Regions from separate parts of the Mus musculus genome. Here all the other regions are linked to region 3. Evidence: chromatin loops called from intact Hi-C (ENCODE). Cell type or tissue: heart. All regions are shown on one strand.

Region 1 (8,000 bases), 84 kb before region 3:
GTGTCTGCTGTGTTTCAGCAGTGCTGCCTGGTGGTGCGAGCATGCCGGCCATCTCTCATCATTCCAAGTGGGGCACAGGCATACATCTTCGCATGCGTGCCATCACATGTCTGCCATATCCCAGAGATGGCATGTCATGGAACAGGCATATCTGTTTACCTGCCTACCCTGTCCAGTGCTGCCATTTGGTAGCACGAGTACATTTGTACACATGTGTACAAGTGTGTGTCCCAGAACCTGGCAGCACATGTGTGCTTGTTTGTACGCTTGCCATGTCCTGTCACTGCTTTGTAGCGGCACAGACATGCTTATTTGCATATGCTATGTCACAGCACTGCCTCATGGCCACAGGGACGGATGTGTTTGGTTTTCTGCCATATCCAACCATGTGGTAGGTACATGCCTGTTTACATACATCCCCTATCCCAGTGGTGACATGTGGTGGCGTGTATATTAACTGTTTACACAAGGGCCAAATCCACAGCCACCATGCAATGTCACAGAACACGTCTGGGAACCTGAAGAGGCCCTAGTGCCAGCACGTGGTGGCACAGGTCTGTGTGCACGTCCACCATGTGGTGCGTGGGTGTGTCAGGTCTGTGCCACACGGTGGCGCAAGTATGTCCGAGTGTGTGCCCACTGTGTCCCAGTGCCACCACCCAGTGCCACTGGCTTGCCTGTTTGCACACCTGCCGTACCTCTATCACTACTTCCGGGTGGCCCAGACACACCTGTTCACAGCTACTGTGTCACAGTGCTGCCAGCACAGCAGCACAAGCTCATATGTTTGCATGCTTGCTGTGTCTCAGCAACGCCACAAACGGCTGTTTGTGTGGCTGTCCTATCCCAGCCATGCCATGTGGTGGCACAGGCATGGCCAGTCACTCGCTTATCATGTCCCAGCATTGCCTGCTTGCACCTTTGTGGCAGTTTGTGCATGCTTGTTCACATCTGCTGTGGTCCAGTACCACCATGTGGCAGTGCAGGCACACTTGTGTGCTCCTGTTGTATCCCAGTGTGGCCACCTGGCTTTGCAAACGTGTTTGTTCACACAGCTACTGTGCTCCAGTGCCAAAATGTGGTGGCGTGGGCAAAGCTGTTCATGCATCCGTTGAATTCCACGTGGTGGCGCTAGACTACCTGTTGGTACTCCTGTGTGTCCCAAACTATCTGGCAATACAGGCATACTTGTTTGGGCACCTGCAGTGCCCCCGTACTACCTTGTGCATGCCTGTTTACAAGCCTGCTATGTCCCAGAGCCACCACATGGAGGCATGGGCTCACCTGTCTCTGCACCTGATGGGTCCTATCACTGCTACCTGGTGGTGCAGGCATGCCTGCTCATGCCCACAGTACACCTGCCATAGGACAGAGCTCACTTTTGAGTGTGCCTCCAGTGTCCTACAGCTGCTGTGTGCTGGGCCCTGACTCATCTGTTTGTACACCTGCTGTGCCCAGACCAGGCACCTGGTGGTGTGTTCACACATGTCCCATGTCCCAGCCTCACAATGCAGAAGCTCAGGCATTCCTGTTCGCACACCTGTTTTATCCCAGTGCCACCAGGTTTGCACACCTGCCATGTTCCAGAACCAAGACATGGCAGCCTCGGCTTGCCAGCTCACATACATGCAGATGTATGTCAATATGTGACAGTCTAGGTTTGCTTGTTCACTCATGTGCCACTTACTCAATACCAAAACATGGAGGTATGGACCCCTGCTGTGTTCCAGCACTACCACTTAGCAGTGTGCACATGTCTGTTCCCTTGTCTACCATGTCCCAGTGCTGCCACATGATCATGGGCATGCTTGCTTCCATGTCTACCATGTCCCAGTGCTGCCATAGACTGGGTGGGTACACAATTCCCATGTGTACCATGTCCCAATGCCAACACATGTTGCATGTGCACAGCTGTTCCCACATACGCCATGTCCCAGCTCAGTCATATGTTGTTATGTGTATGCCTGTTCCAATACTTACCATGTTAAAGCAATGCCACATGACAAGTGTCCCTGTACCCTATCATGACCATGTGATGTGTAAGCATGCTTGCTCTGACATATGTCATATCCAAGTGCTGACACATTGGCATGGGGGCACCTGCTCCCACGTGTGTTATGTTCTAGCACTGACATATGTTGGTGTGGGTACGCCTGCTCCTATGCATGATATATTCTAGAACTACCACATGATAGCATGGTCACATGTATTACCATGCATTTCACATGGCAACATAGGACTTGCATCTACATGCCCATGCCATCCAACAATGGCATGGAATGTGTGTTCACATGTGTGCCATGTGCCAGCACCATTGTGGGATGGCACAGGCAATACATGTGCACATATGTGATATCCCAGCATTGTCACATGATGTTGTGGGCATCCATGTTCACACATATGCCATGCCCCAGAGTAATCTCCTGTCAGAATGTGTATGCCTGGTGACACATGTGGCATGGCCTAGATCAATCATATGGCAGCTTGGGCACACATGTCCATACACATGCCATGTCCTGGTGCCATCACTTATTAGTGTGCATGTGCCTGATCTCTGGCATGCTATGACCTAGAGGTGCCAGGTGGCTGTGTGGGCACTCCTGCTTGCGCACATGCCCTGACCAAGGACATCATGCGGTGCAGCATGGGCACACCTACTCACACCTGTCATGTCCTGATGCCACCTCCTGGCAGCACTGACACACCTGTTTCCACACCTGTAGTGTCCTGGCATCAATACACGGTGGTATGGGTGGGCCCATCTGTAAGTCAGCCAAGTCTCAGTGCCACCATGTGTTGGCACAGTCACATCTGTTCACACCTGTGTTGTATCCCAGTGCCAGTACCTGTGGCACAGGTGCCCATGCACGAGGCACACATACTGCGTCCCAATGCTGCATTGTGGAAGCAGAGGCAAAACCATCCACATACTTGCTACATCCTGCACCAACATATGAGGCCTGGGTGTGCCAGTTCTCACACACTATTTCCCAGGGTCTCTATGGAGTAGCTAAAAGCAAGCCTGTTTGCACATTGGCCAAAGTCCCAGTGCAACCAACATACACATGCTGTTCCTTAGAGCCACCACTTGGTGGCACAGGCATGACTGTGTGTGCACCTACCATGCCCCAGTACTGCCATGTGCTGCCTGGGAGTGCCTGTTTTCATGACTGCCATGAACAGGGCTGCAGTGTGTCAGTGCAGCATGGCTGTTCACATACCTGCCGTGTCCCTGACTGTCCCATGTCAGCTCAGCCTCTGTGCCTTCTGTGTTCCAGCTATTTCCCGTCACCTACATGTTGCAGGATGGGCAGGCCTGCTTGTACTCTATGAAGTCCCAGCACTGTAACACGACAGCGTGACCACACTTGTTTGCTCCTGTGCCATCTCCCAGTGCAGTCAGAGATCAGTGATGGCTCACCTTTGCACGCCTGCTGTATACCCAGCACAGGCATCTGGTGGCATGGCCGTACCTGTTCATACCCATGCCAAGTCCCAGTCTCACAGTGTGGAAGTGTAGGCAGGTCCGTTTGCACCCCTGATGTATCCCAGAACCACCATGTGTTGCCCGGGTATGCCCGTGGACACTCCAGCTATGTCCTAGGACGACCACATGGCATGGCACCTGGGCTCACCTGTTCATATGTGTGCTAAGTCCCACCACCATTCTGTGGCAGTGTGGGCACATGTAAACACTTGTGCCATTTCCCAGCATTGTCTCAGGGTGATGGGTGTGGGCACACATGTTCACATGCAAGCCGCATCCCAGCAATGTCCCCTGATGGTATTGGCATGCATTTCCACACATCAGTATCTCTAAACCAACATGTGGCAACCTGGACACACCTATCCAGAGGTGTGCAGTGTCAAAGGGTCATGCTATGATGGTATAGGCACACCTGTGCATATCCGGGTCATGTGTCCCAGGACCACCACATAGTTGGGTGGGCACAACTATTGACACACATGCTTGTCATAGCTCCATCATGTGACAACTTGGACATACCTATTTGTACTCATGTCATGTCCCAACACCATCACATGGGTGACATGAGCACACCTATTTACACACATGGGTGGCTCAGGGCCATCGTGTGTAGCATGGCCACACTCGTTCCCATACATGCTGTACTCCAGCACTATCAAGTAGTGGCATGCATACACATGCCCATGCTGCCACAGGAAAGCATGGGGTCACAGCTTGCATGTGAATAGATTTATCCATGCATAACAGCCTGGGCATGGCACTCATTAATAGGTATGCTCATACACATGGGATGGCACAACATGTATGTGAACAGACAGGTCTGTGTCATTATCAGGTGGTGCAGAGACATGGCCTGCATGAGAACATGTGAGCTCATGCCTCAGTAGGATGGCGCTGGAATTTGGCTCATGTAGAAACACAAGCATACACCTTCCCAGTTTCCTCGTGTTCCATGTCCTAGTGCTGTTTGGGCACCTGCAGTGCCCCCGTACTGCCATGTGCTGATGCATGCATGCCTGTTTACAAGACTGCTATGTCCCAGAGCCACCACATGGAGGCATGGGCTCACCTGTCTCTGCACCCGATGGATCCTATCACTGCTACCTGGTGGTGCAGGCATGCCTGCTCAGGCCCACAGTACACCTGCCATAGGACAGAGCTCACTTTTGAGTGTGCCTCCCGTGTCCTACAGCTGCTGTGTGCTGGGCCCTGACTCACCTGTTTGCACACCTGCTGTGACCAGCCCAGGCACCTGGTGGTGTGTTCACATGTGTCCCGTGTCCCGGCCTCACAATTCGGAAGCAGAGTGCCTATGCTTCCACACATGCCCTGTCCAAGTGTCATAATGTGGTGGCACGGGACCACCTGCCCTAAATATGCCATATTCCAGTACTACCACATGGCCTATTCTCATGCTGACACTGGATGCATATCACACAAGTGCCACATTCCAGTGACAACAGATAGTATTGTGGACTGCCTGTCCCAGGCATGCCATAGTCCAGTGCTATCATGTGGTGGCATGTGCCCTCCTCGTTCACGTACACACTCTGCCCCAAACCCTCATGTGGTATGAGCATGCTTGTCCACCTGTATACCCTGTCCCAGGACCGTCATGCAGTGGTGTGGACATATCTGTTCTCGCACATACCCTGTCAGAGTGCTGTCCCATGGGCACATGTTCACAATGTGCCATGTCTCGGGACCATCCCGTGGCAGCCATGGTAAGCCTTTTCAAACAGAAGCCATGTTTCCACACCATCTGGTAACTTAGGTACTCCTGTTCCCACACATATATGCCTTGTTCTGGTGCTGGCATTTAGTGGTGTGGGCATGCCTGTTTCCCAGGACCACTGAGTAGCAGTGTGGACAAGCCTACTCCTGCATGTGCTGTGTGCCAGCACCACCAGGTGGCTGTATTTGCATTTTTACTTCTGCACACACCATGACCCGAGGCCACCACATGATAATGTGGTCATGCCTGCCTCTGCCATGCTGTGTTCTCTAGCACCATCAAATCTGTCACGTCCCATCATAATACTGTGGTGATGTAGCTATCCATGTCCACACATCAGCTGTGTCCCATCACCGACCCACAGCAGTGTGAGCACATGTGTCAGTAAGTGATTCTTGTCCAAGCTCTCAGTCATGTGGCAGCATGGGTACATGTGTTCACACAAAAGCCATGTCCCAGCACTGTTGTGTCGTGGTGTGGGTATGCCTGTTCACATGCAAGTATGTACCGATCCTGTGTGCCCCCACCTGCCCATGCTGCACAACCAGCAGTGTGAGCACATATGATCATACCTGAGATACATCTGAGCATCAAATCCTGGCTGTGTTTCCATGCTGGTTCACATGTGAGTCATGTCCCAACACTGTCCTGTGGCGGCGGGGGTTGGGGGTACACCTGTTTGCACACAACTCCTGTCTCAGCTGCATGCCCTGGTGGCATTGACTCATGTGTTCTCACATGAGCTGTGCCCTAGCACCATGCTATGGTGGCATAGACGTATCTGTTCACACATATTTTGTGCCCAAGTCTGTCCTGTGGGCATGAACACACATGTTAGCACACATCTATACCCCAGCACTGCCATGTTGGTGTAGGCATGCCTATTCACATACATACCATGACCCAGCCCCCTCTCATGGTGGTGTGGGCATGTGTTCACATGATGGTCATGCCCCAGCACTGTCCAGTAGTAGCATGGACATACCAGATCACACATGATCATATCATGGCACTGTCCTCTGGCAGGATAGGTATATGTGTTCACACACAAGCCGTGTCCCAGTGCTGTCTTGTAGTGGTGTGGTCACATGTGTTCCTACATGAGCAGAGTTCCAGTGACATCATACTGAGGCATGGGCTCACCTGTTCTCATGCAGGCCATGTCCCGGAACCATCTCATAATGACATAGACGTGTCTATTCACATACATGTTATACCCCAGCACCAACCCATGTATACGAGCATACCTATTATAATGAGTATCACACCCAGACTGTCATGCATGGATAGATCTATTCACATGCAAGTTGTGATCACATACTTCCCCATGGCAGCATGGGAATATGAATTCACACATCAGCTAGGTCCCAGCACCTTCCCATAGCATGTTTGTTCACGGTCACACATCAGCCATACACTAGTACCATCACATGGGCACTGTGGGCATGTGTGTTCACACAGGATCCATGTCACAGAAGCATCATAAGGCTGCATGGGCTCACATATTCACATGTATGCCATGTTCCAGCACCCTCACTTGGAGATGTGGGCATCACGTTCCCATGGATACCATGTCCTAGTGCCTCATGCAATGGTTTTACATACCATGTCACAATACCATTACTTGGTGGTGAGGACATGGCTGTTCATATGCATGCCATATGCCAGCACTGCCACATGGTGGCATGAACACACATCTTCACACACATGGTGTGTCCCAGCACCACCATATGGTAGTATGGGCATTCCTGTTAACATGGGCCATGTTCCAGAGCCATCACTTTGCCATATGGGCATACCTGCTCCCATGCACCTATGTCCAGCACTATGATGTAGTAGAATAGTCACACCTGATCCCATGCAAGTTATGTCCCAGTGTCACCACATAGCAACATTACCATGTGTGTTCACATGTGTACTGTGTTCTGGTGCTGCCAATGGCAACATGGGTGCCATGTCCATAGCCTAACACATGTGATATATTCTGGTACCATCCTATGGTGGCCATGAACATGGATGTTCAAATGCATGTCACGTCCCAACACTGACCAAAGTTTTCATATATGAGTCATGTCCCCAGTGCCATCACGTGTCAGTATGGGGACATATTCACATGCAAACCATTTCCTAGTGATATTGATCATCAGGGTGTTCACATATGTTCACACATGAGCAGTATCCTAACACTATCCTAACACAGCATTGGCACACACATTCATACATGTGCCATGTTCCAGTGCCACCACATGGAGATGTGGACATGGGCATGAGTGTTCACACACATGCTGTGGCGGCACAGATGTGCATGTTTTCATGCTATATTCCAACACAGTCCTGTGGTAGCAAAGTTATGCAAGTTCATATCTGAGCATGTTCCCATTCCATCATATGGTAACATGATTTTAGGTGTTTATCCATGAGCTATGTTCTAGTGAAGCAACACGGCCATGGGCAAACATATGTTCACACACTAGCCATGTTCCAGTACAACATATGGGCCATAATTTCACACCTAAGCCATGTGCAAACAAATGTGACAAAGTATGAGCGACATAGGGACACATACTTACATGTATGTATACTTACATGTGTACCATGATCCAGCATCAGCCTGTAGTGTTGTGGTCACACCTGTTCACACACACCATGTCCCAGTACCATACCATGGTGGCATGGGCACACATGCTCACATGATACCCAGGGGCATCAATTGAGGATGGGTTGTGTCCGAGTTCCATGTGAACTGTGTCCAGTTCCAACCAATGGCAGCATAGCCAC
Region 2 (8,000 bases), 100 kb before region 3:
AATTGCAAATATTACATTTTAGCATCATATGTAACTCTAAAGTAACTGTTTTTTCTTTTACACAGAAATTGATGATATTCATATAAAATTGAGTTACTGAAATGGCAATCCTTCTTTTCAGGTTAATGTTTCTTAGAGTGCACATCGTTGGTCTTACACTGATGACCTGTCAGCCAGTCTCATTTGGTATCATGTGACCATCACTTATTCTTAGAGTGTGCACATTCTACCGACTTACGTCTATGTTACATTCCCAAGTTAGTAAAGAAATATTTCTATAAAGATAAGCATGTTATCAACTTCACATATCAGGGACTGAAAACCAAGGAAGTTAGTTCATTTCAAATTAGTTCATTCAGTGACATTTTATAAAAGTGTTTGGATACATTCATTATTTATGATAACTTTTACTCTTTTTTAAAAAATAACGTAGAAATGAGATACATTGGTCTTGTCTACATATTTCTACAAAGCTCCAAATAGCACTTCCCAACTATTATTAAAATAAAATTTCAAAACTAACAATGTCATTGAGACAGTGATGGCATCTTTCAGTATCATCTTCCACTGACTGATACGTGTTTTTCTATGAAATGTGACAGACACTTGCCACACATCAATTAAGACTTTGAAGTGAGTGTGCACTAGTGAGAAGGGAGAAAAGCCTTTGTCTCACACTGCAGTGCCATACCAACAGTTGCATGCAACTTGGAGTCTGTGTTCTATCCCAAGGCGTTGTTTGAAGATCGCTGACAGAGGTCTGCCACAGTCATTTTGCCTGGGACCCTAGCGCACCATCTGTAATGTGGCTTTTCCAAAATGTTTGCTGATGAAAAACCATGTCCTTAGCTGCCAGTTCTAACCAAATTTCAATCCCTAAATGCTTATTTCATTCATCTGCATTGATCTTCAATCTGTTGCTAAACACTCTGGATTCCTGGTTGAACTTGCCAGCCCAGGCTCCTGCCAACAAGTCCATTTAGAAACAAGACAGGCTCCGCCCCTTTCCACCCACCCCCTCCGATGGGGATCCTGTCCTAAGCATTCAGAGGTGTCCTGGATTTGGTGATTTTGCTAAGCTTTCACATTGCTCCCTTCCTATAAGTCTTATTGCCTTAAGCAAAAATATAAAATTCAAGCTCGAGGCATTTTTAACAAACATAGAGGAAACTTCAAGCGAATGAGAGGACCCTGCCTGGGGAGGCTATAATTGGAGAGGTCTACGCAACGATTTAGTGATGTTTGCTCACTCAAGCATTCTCTATGCACGGCCCTCTAGTTTTTTATATCTCTGGCTTATTGTCTGAGAACTTTGTGACATTTTATCTTCAAAGACTCAAGTGAGAGAGCCACGTATTCTGCCTCGGTTTTCACTTAAGCATTTGTGCCGACAATTTAAGTTTAACTACACAGACTTATCAAGATTTCCTTCACACCCTCCCCCCACCTTTTTTTTTAACTCTAAGACTTGGTTCTCTCTACAGAATTTAGGCTATCCTCATTAATAACTTATCACCTTTAATTTATCTCTCTTTTTTTTTTTACATGTATGGACAACGTTTTTACTTAAGAGTTTAGGAATTTTCCCCCTCTCCTTTTTCTTTTTCTTTTCTTTTCTTTATTTATTTATTTATTTATTTATTCATTCATTCATTCATTTTGTTTTTTTTTGAGACAGGGTTTCTCTGTATAGCCCTGGCTGTACTGGAACTCACTCAGTAGACCAGGCTGGTCTCAAACTCAGAAACTCACTGCCTCTGCTCCCAAGTGCTTGGATTAAAGGCATGCACCAACCACCACGCCCAGCTTCCCCTCTTCTTTCTAACTAACATACTTAAATTATACACATCGATGGTGCTCTCTGTTATTTCATATTTCAATACATGAGCACATGAAACACTAACAGAATCAAGCCTGTCTTTAACATTTAAAAGAATTTTAAGGGGATTGAAAATGAAATAGAATGGTGTTTGCTAGACTAAAAGAAATCTGTATTTCCAGCAGCTTCTGGCAATCTAAGAAATTGATTCTGACATCTTCTGCTTATCTTATAGTGTTTCTGTGAAATATGAAATTTGAAGCTTCCTATACTGCTAAGCTTCTTCTAAGCTACAATCTTTTAGATATTTTATCCACAATACTTCACTGAATCTGCAGTTATGCAATGCAGCCATATTGCTTCCTGTTCACTTTTCTGGGTACAGTATTATTCAGTGGCTTGTCATTTGGCAAGTAATTCATCTTGCACTAAAAATATCAACCTCCTTAACACAAACATATTCGCAAACGTGGTCCCTTCTATGTCCTCAGGTACCACAGTCAACGTCTGTGGGATGGCACAAAACCGCACAGCGTGAAGTTTTGCTAACATTACTACAAGCTGGGTGCCATCCAGACATCTGCTTGATATCCATCCCTGCAGATGGGTCCAGCTTTGTAATGTTGTAACCTAATGTTGCCATCTGCAAAGTTCCTGTTCAAAACTCTACAAGGGACTTATTTTAATCACAACATAACACCATAATGTTTTAAATAAGCTTATGATTTTTGAGGGAGGACGGGGAAGATTCATTGTGATGACTAATCTTGGTTGTCACCTAGATATATGTGGAACCCTCAACTGAGGGGTTGCCTCCATCAGACTAGCCCGTGGCCAAACATGTGGGGCATTTACATGATTGCTAATTGATGTAGTAGCCCAGCCCACTTTGGCAAGTACCATCCCAAGGCAGGTAATATGAGCCATGAATTGCAGAAGAATGATACCTCAGACTCGAATAGCATGCAAAAGCAAAAAGAGTTTATTCTGCAGAAATCCAGCATGCATGGGGTCTACCATTCACCAAAAGTGGCGACCTGGAGGTGAGCTCTAAGGCTCAATTTACAGCCGATTAGGGGAATTCCAGGGAGGGGTAGGCGCCCTTTATCCTGATTGGTTGACTCTATCTCTAGGAGCATGGGTGCCTCTAGGATTGGCTAGGGCTTTGGGGACTTTCCAGAGCCATTTGGGGTTGGGGTGGCAGCTAAAAAGTGTTGCTGACTTCCTTGTTTTTGCCTCAGGCCAGGCGGTGGGGCAGTTCCTGATTGGCCGCCTGCAGGCAGTGATTTTTCCAGGAACTGGCTTGATCAATCCTAGGAAACAGAAACTTAGTCCTAGTCTCCTGAATTGCCAGTTTGGATCCCATCATGGAGTCAGCCTGGCTCGGTCCTCTGGTTAAGTGCTCCATCTCTCTGTTCCTCTATCCCGGTTCCTTTCTGACTCATAATGTTCAATTCAATTATTCCTATTATAGTCAAGGGTATGTTGGATAATGATGATTTTTGACTGAAATACTTAGAATACATTCACTTTGTTACCTCATAGAAACCACATTTTATCGCCATAAACACTTTTCTAACTAAACTAATACACACTTTTTCTTAATGCATTTTTTTCTTGAGATAATTTCCCACTGTTGTTCAGGCTGGGGTTGAATTCATGACGGTCTTGCCTTCATCTCTAAGTGCTGGGATTATTAATGTATCTACCACTGTGCCCAGGTCAATAATAATCCCTTCTTATATTCAATATAACTAAAAGTGAAATGTCATTATTTGGCCATCTGTATCTACAAGCTGTTAAAAAAAACAGTGTCGTATTTTTCATTTCCTCCTACTGGGTTGCCCATCCAGCCTTAATACGGCATGAGGTGCCTAGTCTTACTGCAACTTAATATGCCATCTTTGGTTGATATCCACAGGAGGTCTGCCCTTTTCCAAAGAGAAACAGAGGAAGAGCAGATGGGGTTGGGGGGGGGGGCCTTGGAGGAGAGGTGGGAGGGGAAACTGTGATCTAAGTGTAATATATAAGAAAAGAATACATTTTTAAAATTTTTAAATAATGTCATTTTCACATTAAAGGACGTGAAATTATCAATGTTGGTTAGATGAAATGGGTGAGCTAACGTCATCCGACATGATATGACCAAAGAAACAAGCTCTGTCCAGTTCAAACGCTGCTGCCTTGTGAACAGGTTTTCACAGGCTTTAAACTCCTCTGACAGCAGTGACTTGTCAGAGTCACTTCAGTGGCTGTGGTTTCTAAATTTAGAGAAAGTGGCAACTACACTTGAACTGTGTGAAAATCGCCTGCTGATCAATAACACGGAAGCCTGAATTACTAGTTCGATAAACAACAGTGCTGTCCCTTGCCTCGGAAAACTGTTTTGTGAATCCAGGCTTCTCAACCACAGCTTTCTAAGTATGTTCTCTTATCCAGAGCAAGTGCTGCCTGGAAAGTCCTTAGAAACGTGCATTGAGAGACTCCAGATCTACTACATCAGCAGGGAAACAGGGGTGAGGGTCAGCAAGCACACCTGCCGTGTCCCGGTGCTGCCTGCCATACATCTGTTTGTACACATGCAAGGACCCAGTCCCACGGCCACTGGCCGCATGGGTAATCCTGTTTGCACATCTGTGGTGTCCAGTGCCACCAGGTGTTGGAGTGGCCACATCTGTTCACACACCTGCCGTTTTCCAACATCACCCCATGGGACCACAGGCACGCCAGCTCTCACATCAAGTGTGTCTCATCTCTGCCACCTGGTGGCACAGGCATACACATCTGCATGCCCGCCACAGCTCAGAACTGCCAGTGTGTGGCAGTGTGGGCACACTCATTCATGTGCTTGCTGTGTCTGCGGGGCCACGAGGCGTGTGCTTACCTGTTTGTACACCCATGTCCTGCACCACACTGTGGCGGTGTAGGTCTGCCTGTTCACATGCCCGCTTTAAATCACAGCAGCAACGTCTGGCAGTGCAGATGTTTGCACTTTTAATGTTCCAGAGCAGCAAGGGCACACCTGAGAGTGCCTGTCAGTTCCCAGCACTGCTAAGCGTCTGCGTGGCCACACCCATTCACAGCTATTGTGTCCCAGCGCTGCTACATAAGTAGGGCATGCCTCCTTGTATGCCAGTCGGGTCTCAGCACTGCTATGTGGTAGCTTGAGCATGCACCTGACATGAAACAGGGCCTGCACCTGGCAATGTGGGCATATCTGTTTACACGCCCACGGCATCCCAGCCTCTCTGGGAAGCTTCAGAGCATCTAGTCATCCCTGCTGTATAGCAGGGTCACCACTTAGCAGCATAACCAGGCCTGTCCGTGTGCCTTGTCCCAGTGCCACCATGTGGAGCGTGAGCATGCCTACTTGTGGGAAAGCCTATTCGTGCCTGCTGTGTCCCAGGGCCTCATGTGAGAGTATGAACAAGCCTGTTCACAAACCTGCTGTGCCCCCATAACACCCCGTAGCAGCGCAGGCATACTGTAGCCTTCCCGGCCTTGAGCAGGCTGAACAGACCTTGAACGCTTGCCACAATGGACCTTATCGACCTTGGTGGAGTCATCTGCCTTGGCTGCACGTGCAAGTTCCCACAGGAACTTAGAAGAAGAGACTGCCACAAGACCGCCTGGCTTTGCAAAACAAAGGATGGGTTCTGCGGGCTTTCCCTATACAAATGCAGTGCTGAATATTAAACTTGGAGCCTTGGCTTGGCTTCATTCTTCTCTCACTGCCCCTCACCACCTCCTTTTCATTTCCAGCCCCCCTTTCAGGTGAAACCAGCTCGACCATAAGCCTCTGGACGGCTACACATACCTGTGTGCCTGCCCACTGTGTCCTAACTTTATCATGTGGTTCCGTGGACGTGCTTGTGTCCATGCCCCTGCCACATCCCAGAACCAAGTGTGGCAGCACCAGCAGGGCTGCTTTTGCTCCTGCTGAGTCCCTACCCCACCAAGCGGCATGATAGACAACCCTATTCCTACGTCTGCACGTGTTAGCACTGCCACATCGAGGGTTCACCTGATTATCCTTGCCATTTCCCAGCTCTGCCTAATGGCTATGCAGCCCTGCCTGTCCATGCGTGTGGGGCCCCAGCATCACCATGTAGGATAGACATGCCTGTTTGGAGGCCTGCCATTTCCCAACATTGATACCTGGTGGCTTGAGCATGCGTGGTCACAGCAGCTGTGCACCAGGACCTCCACCTAGGGGTGCGAGCATGCCTGTTCATGCACTTGGCACATCCTGGCATCAACACGTGGTGGCACAGGTAGTCCTGTTCACACGTCTATCAAGTCCCAGTGCTGCCACATTAAAGCATGAGTGTGTGTTTATCTGTCTGCCGGGTCCAAGTGATGCACCTGTCACTTAGATGCACCTGTTTACATGCCAACCATCTCCTAGCTCTGCCACGAGGTGCCTGGGCACACCTGTTCAAGCACCTGCCATTTTCCAGCAAGGCCATGTGGTCCAAGCAAATCTATGTGTATACCTGCTGTGTCTCAGCAGTGTCATCTGATGGTGCGGGCATGTCTGCCTATAGGCCTTCCATGTCTGGAGGCAGCCACCTGTTGGCAAGAGCATGCCTGTTCCTGCCTCAGCGGTGTCCCAGAACTGTCATGCAGTGACTCATAAAGCCCTGTGTATAATCACCATTGCTGCCGAGTTCCAGCAGTGACACATAGCACCATGGGCACATTTCTGTATGCCTGCCATGTCTCAGTGCCACCACATGGTGGTGTGGAAGTGCCTGTGTGTGCCTGCCAGGTCCCAGGGCTTGGCAGCACAGACATTCCGGTCTGTGCCCACGTCCTGTCTCAGTACTGATGGGTGGCAGCAAAGGCACACCTGTTCGTTTCTGCTGTAGCCCAACACAGTCACCTGATGCCTGTTCTCCCTTGTCATCTCCCAGCAATGTCACATGATGTAAACAAGCCTTTTTACATACCTGTCATATCCTAGCTATGCCTTGTGGCAGTGAGTGTGCCCTGCTCATGCCCGCTGTGTTCTGGCACTGCCACATGGGCCTGTGTCCCTGTGTAGGGGTAGGAGCTGATACTAAATTCAGGTTTCCTAATTAACTCTTGATTTGGTCAATAAAGAAGGCGAGAGCCACCTGCTTGGGCGAAGGGGAAAAGGTGTGATTTCCGGGTCCCAAGAGGAAGAGAAGGGACACAGGGAAAGAGAGGGCTTTTCGGCAGGTTTTGGCACGGGAGGCACGCTACAACCACATAAGATCTTGGGTGGCTGAAAACGGTGATCTCTACCACAGGCAGTTGGCTAAAATAGGTTAGCTAATAAAAGTCCAACAAATGTGCAGTGCGATCTGGCTAGTTTTAAAACAATGGAGCTGTCTAGTGGTTTTCTTCTAAGGTGGGCAGGAGAAAGAGAAGAGCTGGGGCGGTAGCTGGTGGCTTGGCGAAGCTAGCCAAAGGGAAGTGATTGGAGTGCAGACAGCAGTTCCTGGATTTCCCTGGGTGGGGGGTAGTTGTGATCAAGTTGAAGTAATGGGGAACCCAGAGACATCAGAGCATGGGCCACGCATGGAGCAAGGAGGTAACGGGGGGGGGGGGGGTTGTTTATTTTCTTGTTTATTTGTTTGTTTGTTTTCAATTTTTTTCCTTCTCGCTCCAGCTCCGCTCGCTCTGGCCCAAAGATTTATTTATTTAAGTACACTGTAGCTGACTTCAGACATACCAGAAGAGGGCATCAGATCTCATTGTGAGCCACCATGTGGTTGCTGGGATTTGAACTCAGGATCTCCGGAAGAGCAGTCAGTGCTCTTAACCACTGAGTCATCTCTCCAGCCTGCGTGTTTTTAAAATTACACACAACATCCCTGTGACCGCATCTGGCAATGGGAGCATGCCTGTTCATACATCTGTCGTGTCACAGGGCCAACACAGGCCAGATAGGAAGACCTGATCATACATCATTCTGAGTCACAGTGATACCTCGTGGTGGTGACATGAGCCTCTTGGCTCATCTGCAATATACAAGCAATGCCACGTGGTGGGTACAGGCATGCCAGTTAGTGTGCTTGGTGTGCCCCTGTGAGGCTACGTGGTATGGTGCTACAGGCATGACTATTGACTAACCCGCTATATACCAGTGCCGCCACATGGATACGTGTCACACTTGTTCAAGTCCTGCTGAGCGCCAGTGCTGCCATGTAGT
Region 3 (8,000 bases):
TCAAGATGGGTCGTCCCTCTCCAATTTACCCAATCTTTCACAGGCTTGTCCAGTGGCTAGGCTAACCCATACACCCAGGGAGCATGCTCAGACTATACCGACCCTCAATGAGCATGCCCAAACCATACAGACCCTTAGTGAGCATGCTCAGATTCTCATCTCCTAAGAGCCTGGATTCTGTCAAGTTCACAGTCGAGATCAACCGTCATATCCTCCTCAGACTCCCGTTCTGAGTTTGGTGCTGAGCTCGCTGCCTATCCACTGTAGCTCACCTGCGGCAGTCTGTCCTTCCTTCCCTCCTGCTCTCCATCCTCACAGTCCTCAGTATGTCCATCCCCCAGGATCAAGCTTAAACCCATCTCAGCCTGTGTAGATGCTTTATTCCCTCCCTAGCTCACCTCCCTACACTCGCCCATTCACAGGGCAGCATAAGCAGATTCCATTAATTCGAGTTCATATAATATAGCAGTTTCCACTGATTCATCGGTGAGGAACCGTCTGACCCATCTCCTTCCTCCTAAGGGCACAGGCTGACCTAAGAGGCCCAGGGGAGGCCTACAGGGTAAATACCGATGTCCAGCTTTAGCAGGGAAATTGGCAACCTGTCTTCCAAAGGAAATTAAGTGAGAAGCTGGTGACAGGAACCACCGAAGGGGCTCGCCGATGCTCTGCTGGCACTGTCTAGCCTCCCTCCCAAGACACATCGCCATCGGGGATCACCACCTTCCTCAGTGGCTTGTACGGTCACTGATGCAGGGCATCCTCGATGGTGGCGGCCCTCGACAGCAGTGCTCCGCAACGCACTCCTAAGATGCTATGACCGTTGATTTTGCTTTACAAAAGGGGAAACAAAAGGGCGTGGGACGTTGGCTCAGTAGGCAGAGTGCTTGCTGCTCAAGCGTGAAGATCAGGGTTCGGTTCCCAGCACTGGCGTGAGAAGCTGGGCATCATGGTGTGGGTTCGAAATCCCAGTGCTGGAGAGGTGGAAACTGACAAGGGTTCAAATCCATGGTGCTTACTGGCCAGTCAGCCTTGCCTATATTCCAGTAAAATCCCCTGCCCCGACCCCCCACACACACCAAAAAAACAAAAACAAAACAAAACCAAGTGGACAACGCCCAAGGACTAACATTTAAGGTTATCTGTTGCCTACACCACACATGCACGCTCGCGCGCACACACACATTGCCTATGTGCACACACTCCCAAAATATCAGAGACCCCAACGGGGACAAGCAGCATGGCAAATGACTTGGCTAGTCTACAGCAAGGAAGGATTGTGTGTAGTCTGTCTAGGCCCTAGAGAAAATACTAGACATCCAGGACAAATGGGCAGAGTGTGTGCCCAGCTGGCACAGGGACGAATGTCATGGGGAGGCAGGGGTAGCAACACTACACTATGACGATAAGAGGATAAGCAGCCTCCAACGGCTGGGTGGCACCCTGAGGGACTCATCTCACCAGTAGAGGCCTAACAAGGAGCCTCAGGACGGGGATAGTTCCCACTCCAGCTGCCAGCCAAGCATAGCTTTGAGTATGCTCCCAGAGGCCCCCATCCCTGTGGTAATTCCATTGGTAATAGGCTATTTTGAACCCCGGAGATACCATACAAACCTAATGAAAAAGAGCTGATTAAGCCAGCTTCTCCTAAGAGAAACAGTGAGGGTAAGTTCTGGGACCCTGGTCAGTCCTGATAGGGATGGACAGGAAAAGGCTCTATCCCACTGGAGGTGCCGGGGGAAGGGGGTAAGAGTGGAGAGAAAGGGGGTACCCAGAAACTCTGATAACAGGGAAATAAATAGATCCTTGTTGTCAGGCATTATCTTAAAGGTCAGGGATAGGAGCAACTTGGGCTGTCGGGCTAAGGACACATGCCATTTTCAAAACAAGAATTCCTGCCATTCAATTTTGCCAGTGAAGACTCGGGAGCCAGATGCTGGGATGAAAGCCTGCTAGCTCAGAGAGGCAGAGAAAGCACCCAGCTGACCTTCCTACTCCACTGGCATCCCAGAAAAAGAAAAGCTCCTCTTCTCCTCCTCCTCCTCCTCCCCCTCCTCCTCCTCCTCCTCCTCCTCCCCCCCCTCCTCCTCCTTCTCCTCCTCCCCCTCCTCCTCCCTGTCTTAAATATCCTTCAACTCCTAAGACCCTCCTTTCTCTTCTCTGGGTTTACTTATTCCACTCCCTGTTAACCGGTTGGCCGGTTGTCAACTTGCTCAGCCTCTTGACCTGTTGTTAACTTTATTTAGCTCTTGCTTACAGAAAGCTCTTGGATGAAAGGTTTGTGCTAGGGCTGAGCCACACCACTACCTATTTACAGTCAACAGAAAGCTCTTGGGTTGAAGGTGTGTGCTCTGGGTTGAACCACACCATGAGGATTTTCCAGTTCACAATCTTGGGGTCCACAGTGTGATTAAATATCCAGCAACAGACATAGGTATAGCGTCAGATGCAGGAGTATGTCGCCTGCCTGGGGCTAAGCTGTCCATTGAAGGGAAAGTTTCTCCATCAGTCCATCACTTCAGGGAACGACCAGTCCCAGCAGGTTCATCCCCCTGTGACAACAGCTGCCCAGACCCCAGTCAAGCCCAGACAGTATGACTCCAGGGCAGCTCTCTGCAGCATCTCAAGCTGGCCAGGTTCAAAACCACATTCAAGACATCTTCTTGTGGTACCCAGGCCCCGCACTGGGATAGAAAGATGCTGCAAAGCTGGGGAATGGTTTGTGATTACGTCTGATCAGTCAGGGCCTTGACCCAAGTCCGGGCATCCCACATTGGAGCCAGATCACTGCGGTAAGTTATACTACCACCACTACATCTAGGCCAGGGTCTGAGAGCCTGGCACAACCGGAGGGAGTTACATGAAAATGGACCAGGCCCAAACTCACCCAAATACCCAGCCAGTGCCTGACACAGAAGAGGATCCTGGGTGGGCAATCAAGGCCACTAGTTTCTAGGGAACGTGGCCCAGCAGCCCCTCTGTGGCATTTACCTATTCTGTTTTGGTTTCTCCTCGCTTAATAGGGCAACAACCCCTTAGGGCATGAGACGGGCCCAGGCCCTAGTCCTGCTGCACCCCCTGCTGGTTATTCTGGGAACAACTCAGACCTTGGTAGCGGCAAGGATTCAGAAGGAAAGACCTTTGCCGAGTACATCCACCAGTTAAACAATATTAACTACACTCAAGGTAGTCCGGAGGCAATGCCATGGGAGATGCAATTAACAAAACAAAGAACTTCTAAATGCTGCCATTGACAAGGAAGCCCCATAATATATGCTGCAAGCTAGCAAGTCAGGTTCCCACCAACTAGCAACTGCCCAACGTCACATACTGATAAGAGGGACGTTTGAAGAAGAAATCCACGCCCCATCCAAAGCCCAGCTAGGACACTGTGAGGTACAGCCACACCACTGAACCCAAAAGCCACAGACAGCACCCGAGTGGTCCCAAGGTGCATGCACCTCCCCAGGCACGGACCACACTGCCTCCCTTCCTCTGACAACTTACCCATCATTACCCAAGCCCCTGATGCCAATCTCTCCACCAGGCTTCCCTGGCCTGCCTTCTGGGGACCTCACCCGCAGTGATCAGCACCCATCAAGGCAAATGGCTCACACTGAGGTCTTCAGAAAGGCTTGTGTCGGTTGGGCTTGTCAGCCCAGCAGACTCCCTGTGTCGTTTGAGTTCTACAGGAAGATGGGGAGCATCCGGGAGAACCCAGGACACTTTTCAGAACCCTGGTAGTATTGATTGGCAGCAAGGTCTAGAAGGAAGATGGGCAAAGCTCTATTGTGGGTACAACCTTCGCCAGCTGCTCAGGAAAAGTAAGGCTGTTTCCTAGGAGACACGGCAGAACGTCTTCAGGAGCTCAGGATAAGTGGGACTGTCTTCTCTAGCGATCCCTACCTCAGGGGGGAAACACAAAGGCAAAGCTGGTGAGACCAACTTCCAAGTGAAGAACTTTAGGGCCAACTGAATAAATAAGGAGACGCTTACCTATCTCATTAAAAACAAAACAAAACAAAAAACAAAACAAAACAAAAAGCTGTCTCGGGACGGAAGGGTTTATTTGGTCACGGACCCCAGAGTCGTTCGTTATAGGGAAGGCTCGGCAGAAGGGGCTTGAGGCATTTGCCGCGTTCATGCTCACAGAGAGCAGGGAGTAAACAATACGTATAATCCAAGCACACTTTCTCTTTCTCGTCTGGATCCCAGCTCAGCAGCCTAGGGCTTGATACCACACACAGTGAGTGGGTCTTCCGGCCCCAAAGAACGTACCCAAGATAGTCCCTCACACGCATGCCCAGAGCCCATCTTCTAGATCCTAGAATCCAGGTGATTCTAGAGCTCATCAAGTTGGCAGTTGAGTAGAAAAGGAATGTACTGGCAAAGTGGGTCCCAGCTCCCCCAGAGGCACTGGACAGAGAGGAGCCAGGGGTAATGCTGATTCGTTCTCACTGGTCGTGCCCGTGGACAACACCATACAACAGTGAGCTTCCAGAGCATACCATTGGGTTAGCTGACAGGATGGCGCTAGCTGGGGAAGGGCAGGCTAGGAAGCAGTTCTGATAGCCTGCAACAGTGAAGCAGGTGTGCATCTGAGGTGTGGTGGCTTGAATATGCTTGGCCCGTGCAAAGTGGCACCATTAGGAGGTGTGGCTTGGTTTGAGTGGGTGTGGCCTTGTTGGAGGAAGTGAGTCAGTGTGGGGGTGGGGTTTGAGGTCCTAGGCTCAAGCTCAGTCCAGGGCGGAACAGAGCCCCCCCCCCCCCCACACACACACCTATAGAAAACAGTCTCCTGCTGTCTTAGGATCAAGATACAGAACGTTCACCTCCTTCTCCAGCTCCATGCCTGCCTGGACGCTGCCATGTTCCTACCATGATGAAAATGGACTAAACCTGTGAACCTGTAAGCCAGCCCTAATTAAATGTTGTCCTTTACAAGAGTTGCTTTGGTCATGGTATCTCTTCACAGCAGTAAAGCCCTAACCAAGACGTGAGGCCAACATCACCTTCACCGGCAGACTCTAGGGGAATCCCTCTTGTGTACCAGGTAAGTCTGTGCAGAAATGTCCACTACTCTTTCCCTGTGCAGCCTGGAAGTGGAAAGAGCTAGCATGGAAACATGTGAATGGCATTTGATTCAACGTGTATACGTCTCTCAAAGTTGTAATATTAGGGCCAGTGAGGTGGCTCTACAAGGTAAAAGCACTTGCCACACAATCCTCGTCACCTAAATTTTATCTCTGGAATCATGTTTTTTCAAAAAGCGAATGCAGTAGCAAGAATCTGTAATCTAAGTATTCCTAAGGCAAAAATGGGGGAACCAGAATTACTCAGAAGCCCATGGGCCAGCAAGCCTGGAGTATGCAGGACAGCAAGCAGCAGGAGCAAACCAGATCTTACCTCAGCAAGGTGGAAGGCAAGAAGCAACTCCTCAAAGTTCAAAAGTTGCCTTCTGCCTGCCAGCCACACATAAGTCATAACACACACACACACACACACACACACACACACACACACCAGCAGCAGCATCTTCATCATCATCATCATTATCATCACCATCATCAGCTGTGGTGCTTTGTGAAGATTTACATCAGAAATATAATAATAATTTTTAAACATATAATATTACTTCTTGGGGTACTTTTAAGCTGCCAAGGATACATCCAGCAAGACCCACTTAACACAGATTTAAAATGCAAAACAACATTATACATTTTTATATACTGTGTATATGGTAAAAATCTTTGTACATGTTGTAAGGTTATAGTAACCAAATTGTTAATATATCAGGGTAGACCATGAGGAAGGGTGAGGTGTGGGAAGAGATCCAGGGGGTACTTGGACTTTATCTATCCCTTAAGTGGGTTCGTACAATCAGATGTCCCTCGGCAGCAGAATAGGTGAGCTCTAATGCTCACTTCATGCAAGTCGGAACCTCCAAAATTCACTTTTGATTCAGAAATGAAACACTAACTGAAAGCGTGTAAAATCTTTGGAATAGTATAGACTAGATATTCCCGTTTTCAGGAAGCTTTAAGAATCATAGACTATGCTGGGAATGTATGCTCTGTGGTGGAGTTATCAGTCAGCACATGGGAATGCCTGGGTTTAATACCAGTATCCCCCAAACGAAAAAGTACCGAACAACCCAGCACATAACCTCAGAAGGGGGTCATCCTGAGGAAGAGAATCCGGTCTAGAGCCACTGGAAAGCCTTGGAGTCGTGGGAACAGGCTGCAGGGTTCTTCTTTGTGTTTATTTATTAGAAGTTAACCAAAAACATTGACTTATTTGCATTATTGGAGATGGATGATAGGATAGAATTCAGGGTCTTTATCCTACTTCTGAGCTACACTCCCAACTTTGTAAAAACACATCAGTACTTGGGAGGCAGAGGCAGGAGGATCTCCGAGCTTGAAGCTAGCCTGGTGTACAGAGAGAGTCCCCGAGACAGCCATGACTACACAGGGAAACCCTGTCTCCGAGATAACACCTTCCTCCCCCGCCCCAAAATTTTTTTTGTCATATCTTAACAAAAATGTAACTTTGTTGCTGCTACTGCTGCTGCTACAGATTTGAAACAAAGTCTTACTCTGATATCCATTCTGATCTTCCTCTCTGCTCAGCCTCTGGAGGAGTTGGGGGTACAGCCTGCACCCATGTCCCACTCCAAGGTCATTTTTTAAAACGTACTGAAGGCTTTGACCTAAGGCCTGGCACAAACTGAGCAAAAGCAGAAGACTGCAGACAGTCGTCTACCAGATCCCATGTGCGACACAACTCTACCTTTAGGCAACTGTGCCAGATGCTTGTATGCCTGGTGTAGATTCTCCCGGCAGAGGGTCTGGTGATCACTCAGCAGGAGTGACAGGGCTTGGATGATGTCATGCTTTAAGAAGCCAACTCTAAAGAAGGAAGGTGGGTTTTAGACATAAGAAGACCATTTCAGTTTTCTTAAAATATATTTATTTTATGTGTATGGGTGTTTTGCTTGCTTGTGTGTGTGTCACATGTATAGATGATGCCCAAAGAAGTCAGAAGAGAGCATTGGATTCCCTGGAACTGGAACCACCATGTGGATGCTGAGAATCGAACCCTGGTCCTCTGCAAGAGCCACAAGTATTTGTAATCACTGGGCGAACTCTTCAGACCCAATTTTGGTTATTTTAAAAGCCAAATACTGTTCTGTTGTATAAACAAAGCATGTTTTCATTATCCACTCATTGGTTTATGGGGGTGTAGGTTGTTTCTGTTTGCTGGCCATTGTGAAAAAAATCAGCAAAGAACACATATGGTCAGTTGTTTCTATGGTAGGATGCAGAGTCCTTTGGGTATGTGCCTAAGAGTAATATAGAGCCAGATTGTATGGTATATCTATTTCTAGCCTTCTAGGGAACGGCCACACTGATTTCCATAGTGGCTGCACCCAGTTTGTACTCCTACCAGCCTTACATCCACACTAACATTCATCATCATCGTTTTTATTTTCTCTCTCTTAGCCATCATGACGGGAGTAAGTTGAAATCCCAAGGTAATCTTAATATGCATTTCCCAATAGCCTAGGATCTTGAAAGTGTTTTAAAATACTTCTCGGCCATTTGTATCTCATCTTTTGAGAACTCCCTGATTAGTTCCTGGCTTCATTTTTTAAACCTGGATTGTCTTCTTGAGGTTTTTTTTTGGGGGGGGGGGTTCTCTGTATAGTTTAGCTATGACTGGTATAGCTAGTGAGTAATTTTTCCCAATTCTATAGACTGCTCCTTTACTTGAATAGTGGTTTTCTTGGCAGTATAGAAGCTTTGTAGTTGCATGAGGTCCCATTTCTTAATGATTGGTCTGAATGTCTGCACAGTCAGTGTCCTGTGCCCGTGAGTTCAAGGATAGCCCTTTCTGTCAGATTCAGTGTATCAGGTCTTTCGTTTATAGCCCTTGGACCATTTGGAGTTAAGTTTTGTGTGGAGTGTGTGTGTGTGAAATAAGGTTATATATAGTTC

Evidence for each region. A loop is a pair of places that touch in the nucleus more often than their neighbours do. Peaks named below come from ENCODE experiments on the same cell type or tissue, not always from the same donor. Only the 100,000 strongest peaks of a DNase experiment are listed, where the experiment ranks them.
Region 1: it touches region 3 in a loop (6-fold over the local background); 34 of 42 quality-filtered maps call a loop at or near these places.
Region 2: a loop joins it to region 3, with 3 times the contacts of the local background. A loop is called at or near these places in 30 of 42 quality-filtered maps.

What each region holds. Positions count from the first base shown.
Region 1 is chr10:74,934,090-74,942,089 of GRCm38, forward strand. No RefSeq gene overlaps it. Among named protein-coding and RNA genes, the nearest start is that of Gnaz, 29 kb to the right of the region's middle. In heart, CTCF peaks have their summits at 1,122 (motif pointing right), 3,086 (motif pointing right) and 5,385; no DNase peak of the experiment used is centred here; H3K27me3 peaks cover 320 bases.
Region 2 is chr10:74,916,478-74,924,477 of GRCm38, forward strand. No RefSeq gene overlaps it. Among named protein-coding and RNA genes, the nearest start is that of Gnaz, 47 kb to the right of the region's middle. In heart, CTCF peaks have their summits at 4,605 (motif pointing left) and 6,558; no DNase peak of the experiment used is centred here; H3K27me3 peaks cover 1,593 bases.
Region 3 is chr10:75,018,254-75,026,253 of GRCm38, forward strand. It overlaps Rsph14 (radial spoke head homolog 14 (Chlamydomonas)), which reads right to left. Exons shown (of 7, transcript NM_001163535.1): 4 at 6,793-6,911. It overlaps Gm40692 (a long non-coding RNA gene), which reads left to right and starts at 4,948. Exons shown (of 4, transcript XR_003948909.1): 1 at 4,948-5,053; 2 at 6,633-6,924. In heart, a CTCF peak has its summit at 3,082 (motif pointing left); no DNase peak of the experiment used is centred here; H3K27me3 peaks cover 501 bases.